2 separate regions of the Homo sapiens genome follow, and region 2 is linked to region 1. The links are chromatin contacts, found by Hi-C or POLR2A ChIA-PET in ENCODE. All regions are on one chromosome and are shown on one strand. Each heading gives the region's core, a stretch centred on a gene start or an enhancer-like site at or near the end of the contact. The rest is flanking DNA. Distances are from core to core; before and after follow the strand shown. Region 1 holds the start of OR51G2 (olfactory receptor family 51 subfamily G member 2). Region 2 holds the start of OR52L1 (olfactory receptor family 52 subfamily L member 1).

What was found. A loop is a pair of places that touch in the nucleus more often than their neighbours do. ChIA-PET counts read pairs that join two places held with the same protein, here RNA polymerase II (POLR2A).
Region 2: a map of posterior vena cava shows a loop between it and region 1 (17-fold over the local background). The contact joins the promoter of OR52L1 here to the promoter of OR51G2 in region 1. A Hi-C loop is called at or near these places in 1 of 168 maps with a recorded cell type or tissue (posterior vena cava). POLR2A ChIA-PET finds 5 or more read pairs at or near these places in 1 of 52 experiments (activated T-cell).

Annotation. Positions count from the first base shown.
Region 1 is chr11:4,915,846-4,922,597 of GRCh38, forward strand. It overlaps OR51G2 (olfactory receptor family 51 subfamily G member 2), which reads right to left and starts at 3,505. Exons shown (of 2, transcript NM_001005238.2): 1 at 3,332-3,505. The region is part of intron 2 of MMP26 (matrix metallopeptidase 26); the gene reads left to right.
Region 2 is chr11:5,982,791-5,989,542 of GRCh38, forward strand. It overlaps OR52L1 (olfactory receptor family 52 subfamily L member 1), which reads right to left and starts at 4,195. Exons shown (of 1, transcript NM_001005173.3): 1 at 3,102-4,195. The coding sequence starts at 4,140. The coding sequence ends at 3,151. It overlaps LOC124902621 (a long non-coding RNA gene), which reads right to left and starts at 2,286. Exons shown (of 2, transcript XR_007062564.1): 1 at 2,117-2,286; 2 at 1,576-1,733. It also overlaps a transcript of OR56A3 not described here.

The DNA of each region.
Region 1 (6,752 bases), core at 2,255-4,754:
TGAGGAAATTTGTCTCATAGTTTCAATAAGAAGCAAAGACATGGAATTGTGAAGTGATGAGCCAAACTGGGTGAGTTGGAGATTCTAAATGAGCCGCTCCACCCTTTTTGCTCTTTTCTGACTTCTGTATCAACCAGGTCTTCTTAGCCACTAGAGTTTTTACTAGTCTCACCCAGTGGGATGCACCCAGGGGCCAGGTGCAGTGGCTCACGCCTGTAATCTCAGCACTTTGGGAGGCCGAGGCGGGCGGATCATGAGGTCAGGAGGTTGAGACCATCCTGGCTAACACAGTGAAACCCAGTCTCTACTAAAAAAAAAAAATGGTGTGGGAGGAGGGAGAATTCAGCCTCCCTCTGCTGGCACTGTGGGTTGGCAGTGGCTGTGTTCTGCCACTGAAGGCCACAGCTGTTGTTGGGGACTTTTCTCTTATAGCAGCATACTCCTTGTGTTGTAGTCCTTGCTCTCTGCTCCTTCAGACTAAGAAGTGAGAGTTTCCTCATTATTCCTCTTGGCCCTATTTAACTTTGCCTGCCTCTTACAAATAGATCTTTTACTGGAAAAAAAAAGTCCTCACATGCCTTTTTTCTACCAGGCCTCTCACTAACATTCTAACTTTTATTTCACCTTCTTTTCTTTTCCTTTATCTTACTGTGCTTTCTTTGTTATAGTTTTAGTTTTTTTCTTTCTTTCTCTTTTTTGTTTTTGATTAACTTCTCCAGGCACATACAAGCCCTAATTCTAGACAGACCAACCCTTCACTCACCTTCTCCTCTGGTCTTCCTGACATAGAAGCTTAGCCTTGTCCAAGTAGCTCATAAATGCTGCTCAGCTTACAGAATTCCAGAGAAAGGTGGAGAGTATGTGAATGATGACCTGTGAAGCTATTTCTGACTGCTAGAGTAAGACATCAAAGCCCTGATCCTCCTGTCAATCAGTAACCAGAATTCCCCAGAAGTCCAGGAATCCAACTGCTGTGGACCTAAGTGGCAGGAGAGGCTAAAGCACCATCAACCATGGCCACATCCCCAACCACAAGGTCATGTCCAGGAGAGCCCACTGAACACAGGGCAGTGATGCTGGAAAGGCCCAGTCTTCTACAGAGGAAGAAATGAAGGCTCAGGAGAGTCTTGTCACTGGGAAGAGGTCATATGCCAATTCAGGCCTCCTGACTTCCACAGCAGTGATCTTCCATTCTCAATTAATATCACTGGAATATGAGCTCAAAGAGGGTAGGGGCTTTTCTTTGTTTACCTCTATTAATCCAGTATTTAGAACATGCCCCAGTACGCAGCAGATGCCAAGAATGTTTTTTTGCATGAATAAGTTATTTTTTATTTCGCTAACTAATAGTAACTTGGTGCAGGTTTTATCTCCTTAAAAAGCCTATGAATATTCTATTGATAATATTATGCTGTAGATAAGAAAACAGAAGCTTAGAAAAAATTATTTACATTTCTAAGATCAGACAAATAGTAAAGACAAAAATAGGATTTGAACGAATATTTGATTTTTCTCTAGACTTCAGGATATAAACAATGATTACTCTTTCTTGCCATATAGATAATAATTCAGTGTCAAGTGGCAGAGCTAGCTCAACAGGCCTTTAAAAGCATTGCTGATTCTTTAGCTGAATAAATAAATAAACTGATTGGAGAAACACACATAAAGATATACACAGACACTTTCTCACTCCAATAACGGTGGCATTAATAGTTTGGGCCGTTAACTCACTGTCCACCTGAAGATCATATAGGCTCTCACACCGTGCTCCTCAGCTTCTGCTGTGGCCGTGATCAGTGGTTACCACATTACATATCAAAGTGAATTCAGAAAAGCTGTGATAAACTTACCTGTCAGGGACAGACAAGCTACATATTGGGTTAACAATATACTTTTTATGTGTTCTGTAGAATCAGGTTTTATTGTTTTGATGTAATAGTCTCTAATTGTTCAGTGTTTTCATTGCACTATGAAATTCATTAAAACATCCATGTTCCATAATTACTATTGTAAAAAATTCAGAGAGCCTGACAAATAGTAGATACTCTTCAGTAATTCTATTTCTTTCTTCTTCACCACCCTATTTCATTTTAATGTCAAAATAAACCTAAGGCGGAAAATATTTTTGACATTAAAATGAAATAGGATGGTGAAGAAGAAAGAAATAGAATTACTGAAGAACAGCTACAATTTGCCAGGCTCTGTATTAGGGACATTCCAAAAATCACCACACTTAGACTTTAGAAAAAATTTGCAAGTTAGTATTATTGTCTCAATTTGCAAATGAGGAAAGAGAGGCTTAGAGAATTTTATAATATCCCTAGAATCACGCAGCCAGTCAGTGCCGGAGCTGGAATTCAAACTTAGATCTCTATAGCTTCAAGGCACATACTGAGAAGTTGGAAAAATTTTGGTTAACGAATCCCAGCAATTATTTAAGTTAAGGCAGCCTGAAACGGGTGGAGGTTAAATTAGAAAGATATAGAGAAATGTTAAATGTCTGGATCACATCTTTTTTTCCTATAAACTCAAGACAGACTTTCTTTGGGATTGGAACTTGTGCTTCAGATTGTAAGGAGGTACAGCAGAACAGGAATCAGAGAGAATAATGAGGATAGGTTAGAGGAGGGGACTTGGAAATAAAATAAAATTCAGAATAATGATGCCAGGAGATATCTGCTTGGAAAAGATCACCTTTAGCCAGTTCGCCAGAGAGTTCTTAGTATGATAATTATTCTGAGTTCCTCTCATTTAAAATCCTCGCAGAACCCATTAGCAGTTTTGGTAAGGACTTCATTGTTCCTGACCTAAAGCAGCTGTCCAGGATACAGTGGGTTCAGCAAGATAGACTTAATCCATGGCGTTTCTGCCCTCAAGTTGTTTTGCTTTAAGACTACTTTCTGAAGGGACTTGAGCAAGTTGAATGACTGTTCTGATTCTATTATAATAGACCACACTTTGTGATCACTCAGGGAAATATGTTTTATGTCACAGAAAAGCTTTTTCCCAAAGAGTCAGACTACTTCCTATCCATCTCCTTGTTTCTTGGAAATAACTCCTATTCTACTAACTTGTGTCTGAGACTAGGGGTAGATGTTGACCTTTAATAACCGAGCTCGTTTCATGCCTGCATGACAATTTTGCCCACCTAACTTGCTTAATTCTCTGGGTCTCATCAATATTCCTGCTGTTACCATATAGGAGGCAAGTCTCTGGGCAAGAAAACAAGGAAATTGACTGATGTGAGAAAGCTGTTGTCTACTTTCTGAGCTGGTGCTAAGATCAGACCTGGGATCCCATGAAGCCAGCAAAATCTGACTGTAGCATTTACCATCCTTAGCAGGTGCTCTCTGCAGCCTTTTGGTAGACAAAGTCCCTTCTACCATTTCTCTCTCCAAAGCTCGGGCTCAGCCTTCTGGGATCTTTTCTTGGCTCTACACTCAGCATCAAACACCTGGCTACTATATGAACTCCTCGCATACCAAGGCTAAAAATAAAGGCCATGAACGCTAGAGTGACTGGAGGACGGATGTTTAAATCCATGATTTTTATGCAACTGCCCAAGGTATCCACTGAGACCCTTTCAAGGATCTTTAACCAATTCCCTAGCAGGCCTGGCTCCCTGGACCTCATTACCTCAGACCCTGGAGATAAGAGAAAAAGGGGCAAGGAGACTGGTCTTGTGAGATACCAGGATGGAAAGCCCAGAGGATGCCATGTACCAGCCACTGGTGAAGAATATGGCAAGAGTTTTGAACCAACGCCACAACTTTGGGAAAGCAGAGTGGGTGCTATTGATAATGTTTTATGTGTGATATGGCATAACCCCAATTTATGCACACTGGAGAATTAAATTCACTTTACAATCATAAGTGAATTTAAAAAGGGATTTTTTTAAATTGAATGCTTTCTCCATCACCAAGGGGAGGAAGGAAGTCAGGCTAGGTTCTTGAAAATGCTGGGATGGTATTGATGATTATTCTGGGTGCTCAGGTAACCCTATATGCTCCTGATTTCTGCATACTCTTAGGGACTTCATCTCCTCTTCCTGTCTCTGATCCACTCAGAACTCAGTCCTTTGTTTCCAGACATCCAGGAGCTAATTGGAGAAACTAATCCATTCTTGTACACTTGGGGGTGAGATGAGCCCCTGCAAAAGGTAATTAGAACTGAAAAGGAGTTTTTATGTGATTACAAGGGTATGAAGAGTTAATTTTTGGCCCCTGGGAAAGCTGATGAAGAAGGCATTTTAGAGAGAGAAATGAAGGGAGGGAATAGGCTATTATGTTTTGTGGATATCTAGATTTCTGTCTTTATGGGACCTTTTTATAAGTGCTCTTTGTGGTCTCTTTAAGAAACCTAAGCCTTCTTCTCTTGGGTTCTAACATTATTCAGAGACCTTTGCCAGCCCTGAATTTAAACCTTTCTTAATGTAAGTACCTAGTAGAACCAAGAGTAGGCCATCTATAATTGGCTTGTGTAAGTGGTCTTTTGCTTGCTGTACCTTCCTTTCATACTGTTTCCACAATGCACTTCTTCTCCTCTTATTCAGCTATGACTATTTCTACAAATTCCAGCTTAATTTCTTCCAACATAGTTCCATTCTAGCCACTGACATTTGGAGATTGGGCTTTACACCAAACTCATTATGACACAGAAAGGAAATCTCCATACTCTGACATGAGGCCCCAGATGTAAGAAGTGCTCAGAATATTATGGAGGATTATGGTCATAATGATAATAGCAAAGATCATATAATTAAATGCAAAGCAAGCACAGAACAATTAAACATAATGCCTTTGGTATGGTTTCAGGTAGTGTTGTGTGCAGTTCTGTCAAGGACTTTTGTTTCATTTCTCAGCCCCAAATAGGGAGAGAAATTGTGTTATAAAAATCCCTTTGGGTTTCATTCAAATTTTACCTATATTTATGGTTTACCATCATATGTTGATTCTCCATAAAATATTCAAAATGAGAAGGGTAATCTTTTCTCTAATATCCTACCTAAAAAGTATACTTTAATTCAGAAAATAAAGTGCTTCTAGTAGTAAATAAATCCAGTCATTACTGATAGGTATCAGATGTCATCTTTGAGTGTTTACTTAGACATAACACTATATGAACAAGTGAATATTTATTGAATTCTGTGAGTTTAGAGGTAGCTAATCTTTTAAGTCAAACCACTGGAGCTCATTTAGATTCTGTCCTGATTTCCAAACAATATCCCATGAGCTGAGTAACAAGTTGGTATTGAAGGGATAACTGACAAATGGCAGAAAGCATAGGCGCAGCTTGTAGGACTTTTATATTCTTGTGACAAGTGGATGAAGTACCTATCTTATTTGAACTCTGTAAAAGGGAAGCTCTTCTTTTCCCTAGGCTCACAATTCAGATGTAGTCCAAAGAGCTCTGCTATAACCAAGTTGTCCCAAATCCTGCCTTGGGGCCTCAGTCTAGCAAAGAGAGAGGCATACTGACTTTTCCAAAAGAGGCCCAGCATGAGTAAGTGGACTAGGTTGTAAACATGGATAAAATACAATAAAACAAAACAAAACAAAATAAAATAAAATAAATGACAGTGGCAGATCCGTGAGGGATTCAAGTCATGCACTGGCCAAAGGCTGATGGCTTCATCCAGTATGGAAACACTGTACTAAGAAAAAGTGTAGTTACGGAAGGTTTCTAATTTGGGACACATATGCATGCATGTGCAGATCTGTATGGTTTCACTTGTGTGAGCATGTAAGCACTGTTGTTCAGTGCATGTATCTTATCAAAACTTGGTATTTCACGAGAATGTATATTTGTATGAATCTACATATTTAAAATACTCGAGCCATTGTGTACCTTTGTATGTATTCATGATCATATGCACTTATTTAAAGTTATGCAAAAGCGGTTATGTTTGCAGTTGTTTTCTTTGGTGTCTTCTTCACAGGGAAAGAAGAGGCTCTAAAATAGATCTTTATTAATTTTTAAAAAGTTTTATTAAAAGTTATTGCTTTTAAAAAATTTGTATAATTTTAAAGGGTACAAGTGCAGTGTTGTTACATAGATATATTGCATAGTGGTGAAGTCTGGCCTTTTACTGTAACCATCACCTGAGTAATGTGTATTGTACCCATTAGGTAATTTCTCATGCCTTACTGCCCTCCCATTCTCCTACATTTCTGAGTCACCAGTGTTTATTATTTCGAACACTATGTCCAGGTGTAAACATTATTTAGCTTTCACTTATAAGGGAGAACATGCAGTATTTGACTTTCTGTTTCTGAGATGTTTCACTTAATGGCCAACAAGCATATGAAAAAATGATCAACTTAATTGATAATTTTTAGTGTAGGTAACTTGCTTCTAGCTCTACTAGTTAAATTTACTTCTTCTTCATGGTGAATTTCACATTTTTATGTTTTCCTTCTGGTGACTTTCCTTTCTGGAATCTAGAGTCAAGACAAGGTAACTAGAAAGAGAAGAAATTGCTGTTTAAAACCCTCTCCTTCTCATGACTCCACATAAAGTCATAGCAGAAAATACCTACATGAATATATAAAGAGTTACTAAGTTCACTCCCTATGTATCTAGATATATGTGATAATGTACAGAAATGAATTCACACAAACTGGCCAACTAGGATATATGTACCAACACAAACAAGCATGACACAGCAGATTTATATGCCAAGGAATATCAAAATACACCAAGAAAGAAAAACAGCAGTATTTGTTTCTTCATGCAGACTTTGTTTGATATGG
Region 2 (6,752 bases), core at 2,945-5,444, 1.1 Mb after region 1:
TGGGGTCCCCTGCAGCTAGGATTCCAGAGGTACATGGAGAGTGGGCCACACATTGCCTATTTAATTCACTCCTTCCCCAGGAGCCACTCAAGGCCAGAAATGAGACCTGGTGCTCAGCAACCCCATGCAGGATTTCCAGCTTCCTCCTCTTTCAGCCCAGCGTCTGTGTCCTCCCTCAGTCTGCTCTCAATTCCTCCCTTCCAAAGATCTGCCCAAAGTGTTGTCAGTATTCTTGATGGTTTTGTCTCTTGGTGGGAGAAGCTCTTCCTGGCTGTGTCTAGTCAGCCATATTGGCTCTTCTCTATTCTGCTCTCATCACTATGAATACCTTACTCTTGTTTACCTTGGACTTAATTTATTGTTCCTTTTCTAAATTCTTAAGTTGTTAACTTAGATAATTGATTTTACAACTTTACTCTTTTCTAATATAGGCATTTAAAGTATAAATTTTTCTCTGTTTTCTCTTTGGCTACATCTCACAACTTTTGCTATATGTACTTTTCAATCAGTTTGAAATATTTTCTGACTTCCTCTGTGATTTCTTAGTTGATCCATGGGTTATTGAGATGTATTTAGTTTAGTTTCCAATTATTTAACTCTTTTCATGCTACCTTATTGTTATTGTTTTCCAATTTAATTCTGTATTGGTAAGAGACTATGACCCTGCACACATACTAAAAAAAAAAAAAAATCTCCTGCCCCTGCTCCCCATGCCTTTCTAAACCCCCATGTGACATTAGCAATAAGCCCAAAGTTCCCTCACCCAAAGGATGAGAAGGCTCCCTCATACTGCCTATTAGAACAAAACTCATTCTCTACACTTTATACTTCCACAGAGGAAGGCTCTTCTTCCTCTCCCCACAAGGGGGACATATGGGAGTGAATACTTCTCTCTTCTCTCCGGTTTCTTCTCTCCTTTGCTTGCTTTTCCATATGGGAAGAAGGGTCACTAATACAATTGGGCAGAGATCATTGGGAGCAATGGATGCAATGGATGGGGTTATTGTGTTTCAAAAGTACAAAACATGTTCTGATCTGTTTCACTGCCTGCCTCATGGATATGTAAGGATGGTAGTAAACACTCTCTTTTTTTGTATTTAAATACCATAGCCTAACCTGCATAAGAGCCTGTGACCTGCTTTTTAGAGAGAAACCTGGAAAACAGCCACTCACTGTTTTGCATTTTATATTCCGCTAAGGTTCCATTTATGAGATTTTGCGATGTCTTTCAGATGGCTGGATAATTGTGCTTGGAGTCGAATTTTCAAATTAAATTGCCTCATGTCCAGGTGGAATAAGGTAGTAGGAAGAGGTGCAAAGATTTAGAATTAAGAGTCTCTCCTCTATCCTCTGGTTCCACTTGTATTTTCTAATTATGACTTACCAGAGAACCCTGCATTAAAGACATTTTTAAACAAACAAAAACTGCAAACCTTTACAAGAGGGAATTCTAAAAGATATACTTCAGGCAAAAGAATACATATCCCACTTGGAAGATCTGAGATGAAAAACGTATACTTTTTAGGCTGTAGGTTGGTCTGTTACAACAAAGATTACCAAAAAAATGGTGGTTTAACCCAGATACAGGTTTATTTCTGTTTCAGGTTCAAGTCATGGTTGGTGGCCCAGACAGTGTCAGGAACACAGCTCTTCTGTATTGTTACTCTTCCATCTTCAGTTCACATTTCTGTCTTGTGATCCAAGAAAGCTGCCTGAGATGAAGCTTAGACTCTCTAGGGTTAAGAGAGTTTGTTACAATAGATGTAATACATCATACCCTGATTTTCTCTAGGACAATTTACCAGAGTTTAAGCCCTAGACTGGGAATGAAGCTGATTAGAATGTGCAATTCCTCCTGCAATAAAAACAGCTCATACCAGTCCTCCCTAATTCATCTACTTGCAACGGCCAAGTTAAAGGCCTGATACTAAGCCTCTCAGACAGAGTACTAGTTATTATGAGTAAAATTTACTAAGAAAAGAAAAACTAGAAAAAACAACTATTAACTCTACCCCTCCTACCAATATGAAATCCCAAAATAAATCTTATCTCCCGAGCATCTTACATCAAAGTAGCAATGACTTGACTTCTTCCATGACTAAACAAAATGTGTTACCTTCTAGGAACAAAAATAATTAGGCCAGATCTCAGGGCAACATCAACAAACAGGTTGCAATATATCAATTGTAGCAGTCATCTTTTAAGTTTTCACCCAGTTCCTATTAACAGAAATAGAAGATCTAATTGACACCACTCCACATGCCCTATTTCCAAAAGAGAAACCCATTTTTAAGTGTCCATAACTGCTACTATACTTATTGCTTTATTTATTATAGCTATGTTTACCAACACCGGGATCTAGCACATTTTGTAGTTATTAGATGCTAATAATTATATGGTTACTTTTGGGTTTTTTAATGAATATTTATAAAACAAACATATACGCAGTACTTGGTCTTATTCCTTCTTTATCCAAAGCATGAATATAAATAAGTTGAAAATACAAAGAGATATCTTTTAAAATAAATTTCCTAGACACATATAGATTTCTTCCTTGAAAATAGAAATTATATTTTATTATTCCTAGAGCCTATTACCATAACTTCTCCACTTATGTTTGTTTTAAATAAATAAGTAATACCCATATTGCAATAAATGCTGTTTTCTTACACTGCGACCTTCTCAGCTGCTTTGAAGAGACCCTATTGGTAAACAGGAGCCAATGATCTGGGGATCCCAGCACTAACTTAGAGGTTTTGAAGAAACTCTAAACCTAAAACCAACCAAAGGGTGGGACTTTACAATTCCAGACAGTGTTGCATGGCCTACCATTGGGCAAAGGCGAGAAAGATGACACATTCAGAGCTATCATCTATTTCTCCTATCCCCAAGTCCTACTGACACAAGGAGTAGAGAAATGTTGAAATCAAGAGCAAAAGAAAAAATGGCAAAAATATTCACAAATCCAGATATCCAGGTACATCCCAATAAGCCAAGTATCTGTGGGTGTTCTTTAGCATGGCACTAGTAAGACTAGAAGGAATACTCACTGCAAAATGGTCTGTATTCATGTAATCTACACCAGTCACAGGCTCCTGGCTGTGGTCCGCAGAAGAAGCCTCCGAAGGAAACAATGAGAATATGTTCAGATCAATCCTTTTGTGTAAACACTCTGAGCACTCGCTGGCGGATCTGCTGAGTCTTCACTCCATAGACAAGAGGATTGAGCGCAGGTGGCATGAGGAGATACCGTGTGGCCAGAAGAACATGGACATGATGGGGTACATGATGACCAAAGCGGTGAGTGAGGAAGGAGAAAATTCCAGGGACATAGAAGACCAGGATGACACAAATATGAGAGCCACATGTGCTAAACGCCTTAAGTCGGGCCTCACTCCCTGGTACCTTCAGCACTGCCTGGAGGATGTGGGCATAGGAAACACCAATGGCCAGAACATCCAGCCCAATCACAAGCAAGGCCATAGTCAGCCCATAAGCTCGATTGACTGTGGTTTCTGAGCAGGCAAGTTTCACAACAGCCATATGTTCACAATAGGCATGGCCTATGATGGTGGCTTGGCAGAAGATAAGTGTTCCCAACAAAATGGGGAAGGGGATAAGGAGTAGTAATCCCCTCACCAGCACCACCATTCCGATGCGCCCTATGACCCCTGGATGCAGGATTGTGGAATGGTGCAAGGGGTGACAAATGGCTACATAGCGATCCAGAGCCATGGCCACAAGTACCCCTGACTCCATGGAGGAGAATGCATGGATGAAGAACATCTGGATCAGGCAGACGATGTACCCAATCTCGTGGGCATGAACCAGGAGCACTGCAAGGGCTTTGGGTGCAGTGGAGGAGGCCAGAACCAGGTCGATGGCAGCTAGCATGGACAGGAAGAGGTACATAGATTGGTGCAAGGATGGGTCCATCCAGATGATGAAGAGAATGGTAACATTGCCCACTAAAGCAAGGAGGTAAAGGATGCCCAGGGGCAGTGCAATCCAGTGCTGGCTTTCCTCTAAACCTGGAATCCCTACCAGGAGAAAAGAAGGCTGGGATAGCCTCCAGCTTGAATTGCTAAGGAGCATTATCAATGGCTTGGAGAGGAAAGAGAAAAAAGAAACCAAAGTCATGATTTCTGCATTCCTGCTACATTATCACATTGTCCAAATGGGGCAACCATCATCCTGAGAAGAATAAAGTGACTTCAACTGCAAACGAAGGGAATAAAGTTAGCTACAGGGAAGAAAATCTCCTTTGGTGGAGATAATTCTTTTACAAGTGAGACATCCACATGTCTGAATTAATACAAGCTTAGTTTTGTTTAGAGATAAGAGTAAACATAAGCTGCTTTTGGAGAGATGCTTAAACTCTACTATTCAGTTGCTTATATTTTGGAACTGTCAACTTCAAAGAGTTATTTTTATTAGCCTCTTGGTATTACTGACCACTGTGAATCAATCTGTTGTTTTTGAAATTAGTCTTCCTCAGTTTCCATGACATGGCACTCCAGAGTTGTTCCCCCTGTAGCCTTGGTCCCACCATTTTCTCTATCTCATTATGTCATTGATTCCAGGGATCCATCCTCTCCTGTATTCCCTATTCTGTGCATTATCTCTTAATTGACTTCATTTATTCCCATGGTTTTAACTGTTTATATACTTTTATTTCTTCCAAATTTATGTCTGTTTACCCAAATATCCTTCTGAAATATAAATCCATTTTTCCATTTGCTTTATGAATATCTATACACCACATCCTCAACATATTCAACATTGGATTAATTCACCTATTTTTCCCAAATTTGTTCTACTTATGTTTTGGCAATAATTTTTAATTACATCCCTAGCTACCTACACAACCCAATCTAAAAACTTGGAACCTGTCTTTACTCATAATCCTCATCCCCTTTTATTCATTCACCAATTCATGTTGACTTTATGTTAACCCCTCTTATATCCACTCCTTCTTCTCAACCCCCAATATCACTACCTTAGTTTACACCCAACTTCTCTCACCTGGACTATTTCATAACATCTTTCTGCCTTTGCCATAAACACCTTCCCAATTCACTCTCAACCCTGAAGTCATGGGTTTTTTTTCTAAAATGCAGATCTCATCATATCACTCCTAAGATTAAAATCCTTTGGTGAATTTATTGCATGGAATAAAATCATACTTTGAGACTGGCATAAAAGATTATCAAAAGTTATCTTTTTTGCATTACTTTTGTCTTACAGTTGATATATTTCTACATATGTTTTACTAACCATCCCTGCATTCTTGGAGTTACATGTACACACCAAGCTTACCTATGCCTTTTGTGTAGTCTGTCTCCAAATTCCTTTATCTGAATTGGTCCTTCAAAATTCAAAGTCCACTGTCACCCCTCAAAAGGACTCATTGCCTATGTCAGATGAATATTGATTATGTTCAGAGCACTTTATAATCTTCCTTTATTCATCCATAACTTTCTGACTTATCTCTAGAAATTCTATCAGTGTCTTAATGGTTTGTTTTTTTAAAGAAACATATCTTATTATACTTTATAATTATAACATAGCATGGTGAACATTTCACAATGTAGTGAGATAAATAAAAGCAATGGAGGAAGACAGACTTAGTTTAAATTTTGTCCATTTCATATTCTAGGAATAAAACCTTGGCAGGATACTAAAACTCTCTCAGTCTTGATTTCCTTATTTTATAACTAACATCAATCTTACAGGTTTATTGTAAACATTAATTAAGTAATATATGTAAAGTCTTGATATCTAGATTAGTCTACAAATTATAGTTATAATTATTTTAATATTAGCAATAGAAGATGACTGAGAATTAGACCACAGGCTTCTTTCTTTTCTTCTTTGTCTCCATGACTCTGCTTCTCTTTTTCAAACTTTTGATATGTTTACCTCTCATCATGATATTATAACAAACAATTCAGTGTCTTTGACAACCGCATGTTAACATGAAGTATCAACTTTGTCCATGGGATTCACCCTTGAAATTTACTAAAAGAAAAAACTTGAAACTGGATATGTGTATGTAGGTATGTTTGTCTTAAAGGACAGGCGTAGTCTGAAATAACTGTATTTTTCTCTGTTGGAGTGGTGGTGCACATGTGCGTGTAAAGATTAAAAAGTCAAGAATGACTTAGTTCTTGTGGATAATGCATCCATAGATTACTCAGAGCTCTTTTTGTACAAATTAATGATGACAATCATATTGCCCTAAAACTCTGAATATGATAGCTATAAAGTCTGAAATGCCACGTGGGCATATATCTCCCAAGTTTCTCTGTTTTTCTTCTAGAATCAACTTGAAATAACAATGACATTTTTATTGAGACATCCAGGGGAATCTCATAATCTTACAAAAATTCACCTCTCAGTGCTTAACATTCCACATAGAGAGAAAGTCCATTGTCTTTTTTGCCTACCTCCTTCTGTTGCACGCTTCAGCCCATTTCTCATTTTTTAGCTAAGGAGTCAGAGAACAGCTGTGCATTTGTGGAAGGCACTCAAGACTTGAATAGTAGCAGTGTGAGCAGAGCAGTGAGGCTAAAACCAAACTAGCCCTGGGGCTGCTGAAATAAGTAAATAAATAAGTAGAGAAGTAAATAAAGTAAATAAAGTAAGAAGTAAGTAAATAAAGCAGAGAAGTAAATTAAGTAAACAAATAAGCGGAAAAGCAGAGACACATGTAACTGAGTATAACCGGCTTCTACTTTGTGTTGCTTGGC